Linked DNA regions of Homo sapiens: regions 1, 2 and 4 are each linked to region 3. Evidence: chromatin loops called from intact Hi-C (ENCODE). Cell type or tissue: endothelial cell of umbilical vein. All regions are shown on one strand.

What was found. A loop is a pair of places that touch in the nucleus more often than their neighbours do. Peaks named below come from ENCODE experiments on the same cell type or tissue, not always from the same donor. Only the 100,000 strongest peaks of a DNase experiment are listed, where the experiment ranks them.
Region 1: it touches region 3 in a loop (6-fold over the local background); 7 of 110 quality-filtered maps call a loop at or near these places.
Region 2: it touches region 3 in a loop (6-fold over the local background); 16 of 110 quality-filtered maps call a loop at or near these places.
Region 4: a loop joins it to region 3, with 4 times the contacts of the local background. A loop is called at or near these places in 5 of 110 quality-filtered maps.

What each region holds. Positions count from the first base shown.
Region 1 is chr2:63,022,262-63,024,761 of GRCh38, forward strand. All of the region lies in intron 19 of EHBP1 (EH domain binding protein 1), which reads left to right. Among named protein-coding and RNA genes, the nearest start is that of EHBP1-AS1, 25 kb to the right of the region's middle. RefSeq lists an enhancer at 1,402-1,471. In endothelial cell of umbilical vein, a CTCF peak has its summit at 1,402 (motif pointing left); a DNase peak (open chromatin) is centred at 1,390.
Region 2 is chr2:63,486,968-63,489,467 of GRCh38, forward strand. WDPCP (WD repeat containing planar cell polarity effector) reads right to left here. Exons shown (of 18, transcript NM_015910.7): 3 at 480-527. Among named protein-coding and RNA genes, the nearest start is that of WDPCP, 100 kb to the right of the region's middle. In endothelial cell of umbilical vein, a CTCF peak has its summit at 1,352 (motif pointing left); a DNase peak (open chromatin) is centred at 1,334.
Region 3 is chr2:62,456,163-62,458,662 of GRCh38, forward strand. The region is part of intron 4 of LOC105374764 (a long non-coding RNA gene); the gene reads left to right. It also overlaps a transcript of TMEM17 not described here. Among named protein-coding and RNA genes, the nearest start is that of TMEM17, 49 kb to the right of the region's middle. RefSeq lists a silencer at 667-1,226. In endothelial cell of umbilical vein, a CTCF peak has its summit at 956 (motif pointing right); DNase peaks (open chromatin) are centred at 689 and 979; H3K4me3 peaks cover 499 bases.
Region 4 is chr2:63,424,069-63,426,568 of GRCh38, forward strand. All of the region lies in intron 9 of WDPCP (WD repeat containing planar cell polarity effector), which reads right to left. Among named protein-coding and RNA genes, the nearest start is that of WDPCP, 160 kb to the right of the region's middle. RefSeq lists an enhancer at 929-1,048. In endothelial cell of umbilical vein, a CTCF peak has its summit at 966 (motif pointing left); no DNase peak of the experiment used is centred here.

The DNA of each region.
Region 1 (2,500 bases), 570 kb after region 3:
GTTCCTCCTCTCCTCCTTCCTCCTTCCTCTTTCCTCCTTCCTCCTCCTCCTCCTCTTTCTTCTTTTTCTTTTTGACAGAATCTCACTCTGTCGCACAGGCTGGAGTGCAATGGCGCAATCTCAGCTCACTGCAACCTCCACCTCCCAGGTTCAAGTGATTCTCTTGCCTCAGCCTCCCGAGTAGCTGGGACTACAGACATGCACCACCACACTCAGGTTATTTTTGTATTTTTAGTAGAGATGGGGTTTCACCATGTTGGCCAGGCTGATCTCGAACTCCTGACCTCAGGTGATCCGCCTGCCTCCGCCTCCCAAAGTGCTGGGATCACAGACATGAGCCACCGCACCTGGCCAACATTGCCAGTTCTTCCAGTGGATGGTAGATTATTAAGTCTTTCTTTTAGTTACTCATTATGTTTTTAACACTTTTCATAGGCCTGTAGGTGGTTTGCATAAGAAAACTGAACTTATATAGTCATTGTATCTGTTCCCTATCCGCACTTGTCACTTCTGAGCTGAAATGTGAAAAGTATTCATGCACTCAAAGGAGCTATCTCATCAGAAAAAGTTTACAGTGTAAGTTAAAGAAAACCTGTTGAGTTGATACCTATTTTTTTTAAAAACATTAGAGGCCGGGCACAGTGGCTCACGCCTGTAATCCTAGCATTTTGGGAGGCTGAGGCAGGCAGATCACCTGAGGTCAGGAATTCGAGACCAGCCTGGCCAATATGTCAGAACCCTATCTCTACTAAATATTCAATAATTAGCTGGGCGTGGTGGTGTGCACCTGTAATCCTAGCCACAGAAGAGGCTGAGGCAAGAGAATCGCTGGAACCCTGGGCAGTGAAGGTTGCAGTGAGCCGAGATGACACCACTGCACTCCAGCCTGGACAACATAGCAAGACTCTGTATCAAATAAAAATAGTAATAAATCAGATATTTTTAGATGCTTAATATTACTAATTAATGTTTGTAATGTTTGCTTAATAGTTTGGTTTTCTTTAACCGTTTTTTGTTTTGTTTTAATGGAATTTGGAGGAATTTTTTAGAGAAACAAAGATTAATCAAAATAGTGTGATTATTTTTACAGCTGTGTAGCTTTACAGGATCAGATTTGATACAAATATATATACATAAACGGTTATTTTCCTAAGGAAAGACAGTGGACTTTACCTGTAAAAATGAAAGTATGTAAGTTAGTTTTATCCTCTGTGTTTAAACTAGTGACATTGATACATGAATTCACAGTATACAGAGTTGCAAACATCTGGCTTGTCAGTGTCCCTTGTACTTACTGACTGGTTGTAGACTGCTCTTCTACTCTTTACCCACCCCAAAGCCAACCAATCCCATGCCCCCAGTGCCAGTTCACTCTGAATTAATAGCACCACTTGGTGGCCAAAACTAGGAATTGTGTCAAGCACTAACGTTTCTTCCCTACTAGCATGTTGTCCTCCACATTAGACACTTCTGAACTGGAACCTGACAGATCTCTTCATGGCTATATCTGTTGTGCTTTTGAAGGATCTAGCTCCATAAGGAAAGTTAAAGATACAAGTCAAGGAAGACATTTAGATTGATATAATTGTTTATTTTAAAAATGAGTTTATTACAAATTTTAGTGCTTTAAAAAATTAGAGATAGTTTTATATTTCAGGTATAAAAATTTTCTAGAGAATTGAATTTTTAAAAGTCATAAATATTTTATTTTCTTATGAGAATAAAATTAGAGGGAGCCAATGCAAGGTCTGGTGGTTCATACCTGTAATCCAAGCACTTTGGGAGGCCAAAGTGGGAGGATCAGCCAGGCGCGGTGGCTCACACCTGTAATCCCAACACTTTGGGAGGCCAAGGTGGGCGGATCATGAGGTCAGGAGTTCGAGACCAGCCTGGCCAACATGGTGAAACCCCATCTCTACTAAAAACACAAAAATTAGCCAGGCGTGGTGGCAGGTGCCTGTAATCCCAGCTACTTGGGAGGCTGAGGCACGAGAATCACTTGAACTCGGGAGGTGGAGATTGCAGTGAGCCAAGACTGCACAATTGCACTGCCGCCTGGATGACAAGAGCGAGACTCCGTCTCAAAAAGAACAAAAAACAAAACAAAAAAGATGGGAAGATTACTTGCGCCTAGGTGTTCAAGACCAGCTGGGCAACACAGCAATACCCTGTCTCTACAAATAACTTAAAATGAGCTCAGCATGGTGGCATGTGTTTGTGGTCCCAGCTACTCAGGAGCCTGAGGCAGGAGGATTGCCTGAACCCAGGAGGTCAAGGCTATAGTGAGCTGTGATGATGCCACTGTATTCCTGCCTTGGCAACACAGCAAGACCCTGTCTCAAAAAAAAAAAAAAAAAAAAAATTAGATGGAGTCAAAATTTAACACTTTTAAGACCATTTGTTTTTACTCAAATGCTTATTTTGAATCAAAGTTATACTGAACATTGCTATTCAAAAGTAGAATACTGGTTGGGCATGGTGGTTCACACCTGTAATCCCA
Region 2 (2,500 bases), 1.0 Mb after region 3:
CCACTTCAACGGAGACCAAAACAGGAAGTAACTCTAGCTAGAAAGACCTTTTGGCCCATCATAAAACTTCTGGGATTAGCAGGATTAATCAGATAAAGAAAATTGATCATTCACTCAGAAATGCCTATTTCAGATATCAGGTGAGGATCCAGGAGGCCAGCATCAGTAGGACCCATGCATTAACAATGCCCTCTACTGGGACACTGATAAATAAATGTGAATAGACTGCCCTATAATCAGCCTGATCAGCAGTAAAATGAAAATTTTCATGTCTTTCTACAGCATTTTCTCGATACTACTTTATTTTATATAGAACAGATAGATATCAACCTCAGCATTTTTCTAAAGAACTGAAGGGACTTTTCTTAAAATTCTAGAATTTATCTAAAGCTCATGAGAAGAGAGCTTTTAATGGTCAGTATTTCATGGTTTAGAATATTTAGTTAATAAAAATTAATTGCACAGAATAGGTACTTTACCTGGTGGATCTTTCTTGTCATAATACTGGTAGATCCCAATGTCTCTATCTATAGAAAGGAAGAAATAACATTAAATTATGATTTAAAAGTCCCAGAGAATAAGAAGCCAAGCCATACTATATTAGGGGAAGGATAGGGAGAAAAGCAGAAACAGTCTCCTTATGCTACTAGAAATAAAATGGCTCAAAAGCATCCGGAGATGAGTTCGTCTATTCTAGGGATATGCAGAAACTGGAAAGTTTATCAATCTAATGAGAAAAGATTTACACAAAACTAGAATGGCATGAGAAAAAGATTAGTAAAGAACTGAAATCAAGAAACACCAAGTTTTCTCTTTCACACATCCTCTGATATTTTTCACAGGGTTCTACCAAAAGGAACTGCCACTAAGCAATGCCAGATGAAATCAGTGGATGGAAGAAAATGCCCTGTTGGATTCTGAGCTGTGGTTTTCTTTTCTCCAATTTAGCTCAAGAGTCTAGTTCCTATTCTACGGCATTTGGGAGAAATCCACAGACGAGAAAGGGAAGATTAGAGGAACGTTTGGATACATTATTATCTGAAACTTGTTTAGACAGGGAAAACCCCTTCTAAACCTAAATTCGGACACTTTGCTGGGGCTACCTAAGAAGCAAAGCTGGGCTTCCCAGATGTCAAGATTCATTTAACCAAGGAATTATTCCAGTTTAAATATAAGAGAACAAAATAATTTTGTCCATTTTCTTCATATCTATGAATAATAAAATATTTCTTTCATTGAAGGAACATTTGTTTTCTTCAATGCAAAATAATTCTCAGTTACTAACATAAGGATAAAGAGTATACAACTGTTTCTAAAGAGGTGGAAGCAGTACAGGCTGCCCCCTAGTGACTGACTGCTCCAGACTTTCTCAAACTGAATGATAAAACTTCAAAAAAAAGTATTACTGCTATAATTAACTTTTCAAATATAGTCTTTCAAAATAGTCAATTGCGTGTACTTGTTAAAGCTCTATTTTATTCATCATGCCATTAGTAGAGGCATACAATTTTAAAGAATGCAGTTTATGTCTACTGGTTAGACTGAATATATCTAATAAGGATTTATTGCGAAAAATCATGAGTAGGACTTCTTGGATACTGATATTTTATTTGTTGTCCTGGATGGTGATTTTATGGGTGTTTTCATATTCTGATGGTTCACAACATAATCTTATGATCTTTACACTTTTCAGTACATATATTATACTTCAATAAAAAGGCTTTTTTAAAAAATCTAAGAACCACAGGCACTACATATGCAGACAATATCTCCATTAAAATATTCCACCCTATAATTATACTCATCATTCCATACATCCAAATATATATCATAACTCTAGAATAGAACTATGAAGATCATAAAGAATCCTGAATTATGTGCACAAGTCTGACCTACTGCATCTGGCCCAGAGTGGAAACTGTCAAAACACAAGCAGAATAAGGAGAGCATCCAGTTAAGAAAACCTGCCCTACAGTGGGTACCAGAGCTGGATGGGGAAGGTGTCCATTCAGAGAGTCAGCCTGACATGGTGTGTTAGAACTCCAGCAGGGTAAGAACACTCACATGAAGCAACAGCCTGGTGTAGGGTATTAGAGGCTAAACAAGGTAAGGAGGACATTTACATATGGGGGCAACCCAACATGGTATATCAAATCCCACATGGGGTGAGAAGGGTATCTATACAGGGAAGGAGTAGCCACAGAGATAGGGGATTGACTGCAAACAGGGTGACTGATAAGTCAATAAATAAAAAATAGGGGAGCTCCAGGTTTCCCACTGTCTGAGAAGAAAAATACAAATATGGAAAGGGAGAAAATTAGAATGAACCCTATGGTGGTAGATAGGAATGAGATGTACCAATGTAAACTCATGGTTTCAATATAGAGAGATAGATACAGAAATAAATATGGATGTAAATATGTGTGTATACATAGATACATACATTCTGCAAGCTCTGTCCACTGAGAGGGCCTGGGAGCAGCAATGTTCCAATAATGAG
Region 3 (2,500 bases):
CTGCTGTAACAAATTGCCACAAACTTGGTGGCTGAAAGCAACACACATTTATTCTCTTTCAGTTCTGCAGATCAGAAATCTGAAATCAGTTTCACTGGGCCAAAATTAAGGGGTAAGCAGAGCCTGCAGGGGCTCTACATTTCCTTGCCCTTTCTAGCATCCAGAGCTGCAGTGTTTGCATTCTTTGGCTCTTGGCCTCTTACCCATCTTCAAAGCCAGCAGCATAGCATTTCCAAATCTCTCTCTCTGTCTGCTTCCTTTGTCATATGGCTTTGTTTGTCTTCTGTAGTAAAATCTTCCTCTGCCTCTCTTTTAGAAGGACCCTTGTGATTACATTTAAGATCCATCTGAATAATCCGGGATAATCTCCCCACTCAAGGGCTTTCAGTCACACCAGCAAAGTCCGTTTTGCCATGTAGGGTAATATTCACAGGTTCCAGGGGTTAGGACCTGGCTGTCTTTGGGGGCCATCATTCAGCCCACCCAGTCAGTAACCTGTGAAATGCACGTGGCCCCATCAGCTCATGGTTCGGGGTTGGCTGGTCTTGAGGAAGACATCAGGCTGAAGGAAGTCTTCTGGAGGTAGGCCCTGGAGGGAGACCAGAGCCAGTCATGCTAGAGACCTCTCACCTCTTTCTTCTGACTCATCTCCTTTCTAGAAACTATGATATGAGGCGTTTGATAGCACGTGTGAGCCTGGAGGTGCTGAGGCAGCTAGCACTGTTACCAGGGTGGCGGCGGGGACAGGACCAGAACTTGGGGCCTCGCGCCCAGGTCCTCCCGTCCTTGCCTTCTCCCAGCTCCCCTCCAGGCTAACCACCTCCACGCGGGGGCCGGGTGCTGCTGCTGCCCTGAGAGCTCAGCCCCTTTCCCGGGGCGGGCACCGCTTCCCGGTCCCGGGCCTCTCTGCTCTCCCGAGGCGATAGCCACCCTGCGATCTCTCGCGCGGCCAGCAGGGGCCAGCATCCCCCGCGGAAAGGGTCGCTGGGCTGGGCTGGCCGAGAGCCGGGGATCGGCGACCCCGGGCGCCGCTGCCAAGCCCCCTGCCGTGCGGGCTGCTGCTTCGCCGTCCCAGCCCCGCAGCCTTTTGTGTCTTTCCACTTCTCCCCTGGCCCGCTGCGCTCTCGCTCTAGAGAAGGCAGAGACTGCCTTGGGTGTGGCAGCCAGGAGTGGACGGTTGCGGGCTGGGAGGCTGGCCGGGTTTCCTCCCCGTCGCGGACCTGGAGGAAGGGCTGGGTGCGGCGGGAAGGCCCCGGAGGGAGAGCTGAGCCTGGGTTGGTAGCATGGTGAGGAATAGCGGCCTCAGGGGCAGAGATGTCCGTTTCTTTGTGCACCGAAAGCTCTGAGAAGGACATCCCGATACCAGTGAACTTCTAGATTTGGAATGAGCTTCTTACCGAGCATCTCACATTCCAAAGTGCATCTGATTCGGAAGTCCTCGTGGTTCTACCTTCGGAAGGTGGGGGTGGGGTGGGCTGCCTGGGTGCAGAGGGCTGAGCCAGGCTGGTGGGAACTCCTCAGCGTCCAGCACCTGTGGGGCTGCAGCAAGCTTTTGCTGCTAGGCTCTAAACGAAGCCTGTAATTAAGGCCTTAGTTTAACTGGGTGCGCTCTCACTTTTATCTGTGGCCTGGCCTGAGCGGTTGCCTCCAGCAGCCTCAGCTACCCTCACTGCTTTGCCGCTGAACCCAGGAACGGCTATTCCACTGCAAGGGAGCTAAGACCTTCATTTGTTGCACCAACGTTTTCCTCATGGCTTATGTCTCTAGCCTCAGAGAAATCAGAGATTAGAGCCCAGATCTGGGGTCAGAAAAAGACCCGGGTGTTAGATCTGACTTTGCTACTAGCTGGGTGGCAGAAGATGGGGGAACACTTCGCTCCTTTCTACCTGTTTCCTCCCCTTGTTAAATGCGGAGGCTAATGACACTTACTGCAGATGGGGAAGCTAACAGCACTTACTGCAGAGGGTGTTGTGAGGAATCACTCAGCAAATTCTTGTAAAGGGCCAAGGTTAGAACTCAAGCCTTTTAAAATCCCATCTCTTAGTCTGGGCGGATCCCAGGAAGGTGTCAAGTCCAGCTGATGGGCATAGGTGTGTCCGTGAGGCAAGCCTGCTCTTGATGGAGCACGACAGGAAATGCAGCCTGGCCCAGCTGACAGACCTATCTACAGCGCATGTCCTCACAGGACCAGACCCTTCTGCTCCCCTTGGCTCCAGCTCCTAGATCATTCTCAGCAGTTCATTCCACGTGTAAGTGCACGCCCTCAGTTACTGTAGGAGCCAGACCACGTGGGTTCAATGTCAGCCCAAGATCCACCAGCCATGAGGCTTTGGGAAAGTCACTTCACCTCTGTAGGGACTGATTTCCCCATCTGCAAAATGGGCAGAGCGTGACCCATCTCGAAGCATTGTGGTAACGCATGGGGTGCTGCTGAATGGGACTCATTGCACTCTGCAACCTGGCTCTGGCGATTCAGACCGTGAATGCTTGGATTTTGATG
Region 4 (2,500 bases), 970 kb after region 3:
AAGGAAGGGGTGAGTGAAGTGATGGCAGGGGAACGCTCTCTCGCCGCTTACCTCTGGGATTCTAGCTACAAGAGATCCCACAACCCCCATACACGTTTGAATTGGCAGGGGTATCTGCCCAGAGAGTAAGCAGAGACAAAGCTTCAGCCAGCATGGAGCCCAGGGAGGCGCGCGGTGTGTGTTGGGGGCGGGGGTGGGAGAGGGGGTGTGCGTCAGCCCTTGTAAGTGGGGCAGCTGCAGCAAAATGTGGTCATAGGTTCTCCATTTTCCTCCAGGTAGTTCTATCCCCCAACTGACCACTGAGCCAGGAGAGAAGAGGACTGTCTTTCTCATAAGACTGAGGCATGACTGTTCTTCACACCCTCGTTGTCCACCAGCCCCTCCCAAGGCCCCGCTTGGCCACTCCTGCAAGAGTGTGTACATAGCACAGCCTCCACTGCCCAGCCTGAGTGCTTTGCTGGTGGCCTTGGAGCACTTTGACTGCCCCAATATGGCCGGTACCCAAACCAGGGGCCAGAGAGCGAAGCTGCAGGCCCAGTCCCAATCCCCCAGGGTTACAGCACACAGCTCAGGGGAGCCAAGCTGAGATCTGTGGCCAGCATGTAAGCGGGGGAAGAGCTCCCACTTTCAGAACACTCAGAAGAGTGAAACATGGGTATTCGTGGGCTGGTGTGGGCCTGGGGCATGCCTCCCTCCACAGGGTTATCTGGGAAGGGTATAGCCTGTCTGCCAGCCACAGCCCCTATCTAAGAAAGCCTGAGGCCTAGAATACCTAACAAAGGTATTGGGCGCGGTGCGAGTGATCGGAGGGGGATCCCCAAGGCCCGGGAATGGATCTGGCGAGGGGCTTATCTTTCCCCCTACACCACAGAGAGATGCTGCGAATGTGCTGAAATACAAGAGCCACGTGGCTAAGAACTTATCTGCCAGTCATTACTCTTAAGCGCCATCTACTGGATTGCAGCCTAAATTACAACACAAAAAATACTCTTCCAGTATACATAGCTTGTGAAACCGAGAGCAAGAATCTAGCCACACATGAAGATCCTGTGCAGACACTTGGCCTTCTGAAAGCATCCAGAAACAAAGCCTATTGACTATACTCAACTTGAACCACAGTTAAAAACTCAAGGGAAATAAATTATATAAAAACAAAAAGCCCCATTCAACGACAGCAAATCCAAAAAGACAATACCAGCCCGCTCAGATGAGAAAGGATCCGCACAAGAACTTTGGTGATTCAAAAGTCAGAGTGTCCCCCTACCTCCAAACAAGTACACTAGCTCCCTAGCAACAGTTCTTTACCAGATTGAAGCAACAGAAATGGCAGACATAGAATTCAGAATCTGGGTGGCAATGAAGCTCATCAAGATTCAGCAGAAAGTTGAAACCCAATAGAACCCAGTGAATCCAGTAAAATGATTCAAGAGTAGAAAGATAAAACAGCCATTTTAAGAAACAACCAAACTAAACTTCTGAAACTGAAAAATTCACTACAAGAATTTCAAAATACAATTGGAAGCATTAACAACATAATAGACTAAACTAGGAAAAGAATCTCAGAACTCAAAGACCAGTTCAAATCAACTCAGTAAGACAAACAATTTTTAAAAGAATTTTTAAAAATGAGTAAAACCTCTACAAAATATGGGATTATGTAAAGAAATCAAACCTATGACTCACTGGCATTTCTCAGAGGGAAGAAGAGAGAGTAAGCAACTTGGAAAACATATTTGAGAATACAGTCCAAGAAAACATTCCCAATCTCCCTAGAGAGACTGATATGCAAATTCAAGAAATACAGAGAACCCATGCAAGATACTATAAAAGACAACCATCCCCAAGGCACATACTCTTCAGATTGCCCAAAGTCAACATCAAAGAAAAAATCTTAATGGGGCCTAGACAGAAGGGTCAGGTCACTTACAAAGGGAACTACGTCAGGCTAGCAACAGACCTCTCAGCAGAAACTTAAAAGGCAAAAGAGGAGGCCGGGCATGGTGGCTCACGCCTGTAATCCCAGCACTCTTGGGAGGCCGAGGCAGGCGGATCATGAGGTCAGGAGTTCGAGACCAGCCTGGCCAATATGGTGAAACCCCATTTCTACTAAAAATTACAAAAATTAGCTGGGCGTGGTGGCGCACACCTGTAGTCCCAGCTACTCAGGAGTCTGAGGCAGGGGAATCGCTTGAACCCAGTTTAAGCGGAGGTTGCAGTGAGCCAAGATCACATCACTGCACTCCAGCCTAGGTGACAGAGTGAGACTCTGTCTCAAAAAAAAACAAAACAAAACAAATGGCAGAAGAAATAGGTTAGGGGCCTATTTTCAGCAACTTTAAAGAAAAGAAATTCCAACCAAGAATTTCATATCTCACCAAACTAAGCTTCATAAGTGAAGAAGAAATAAAATCCTTTTCAAACAAGTAATGCTAAGGGAATTCATTACCAGTACACCAGCCTTACAAGAGGTCCTTAAGGGAGTGCTAAACATAGAAACAAA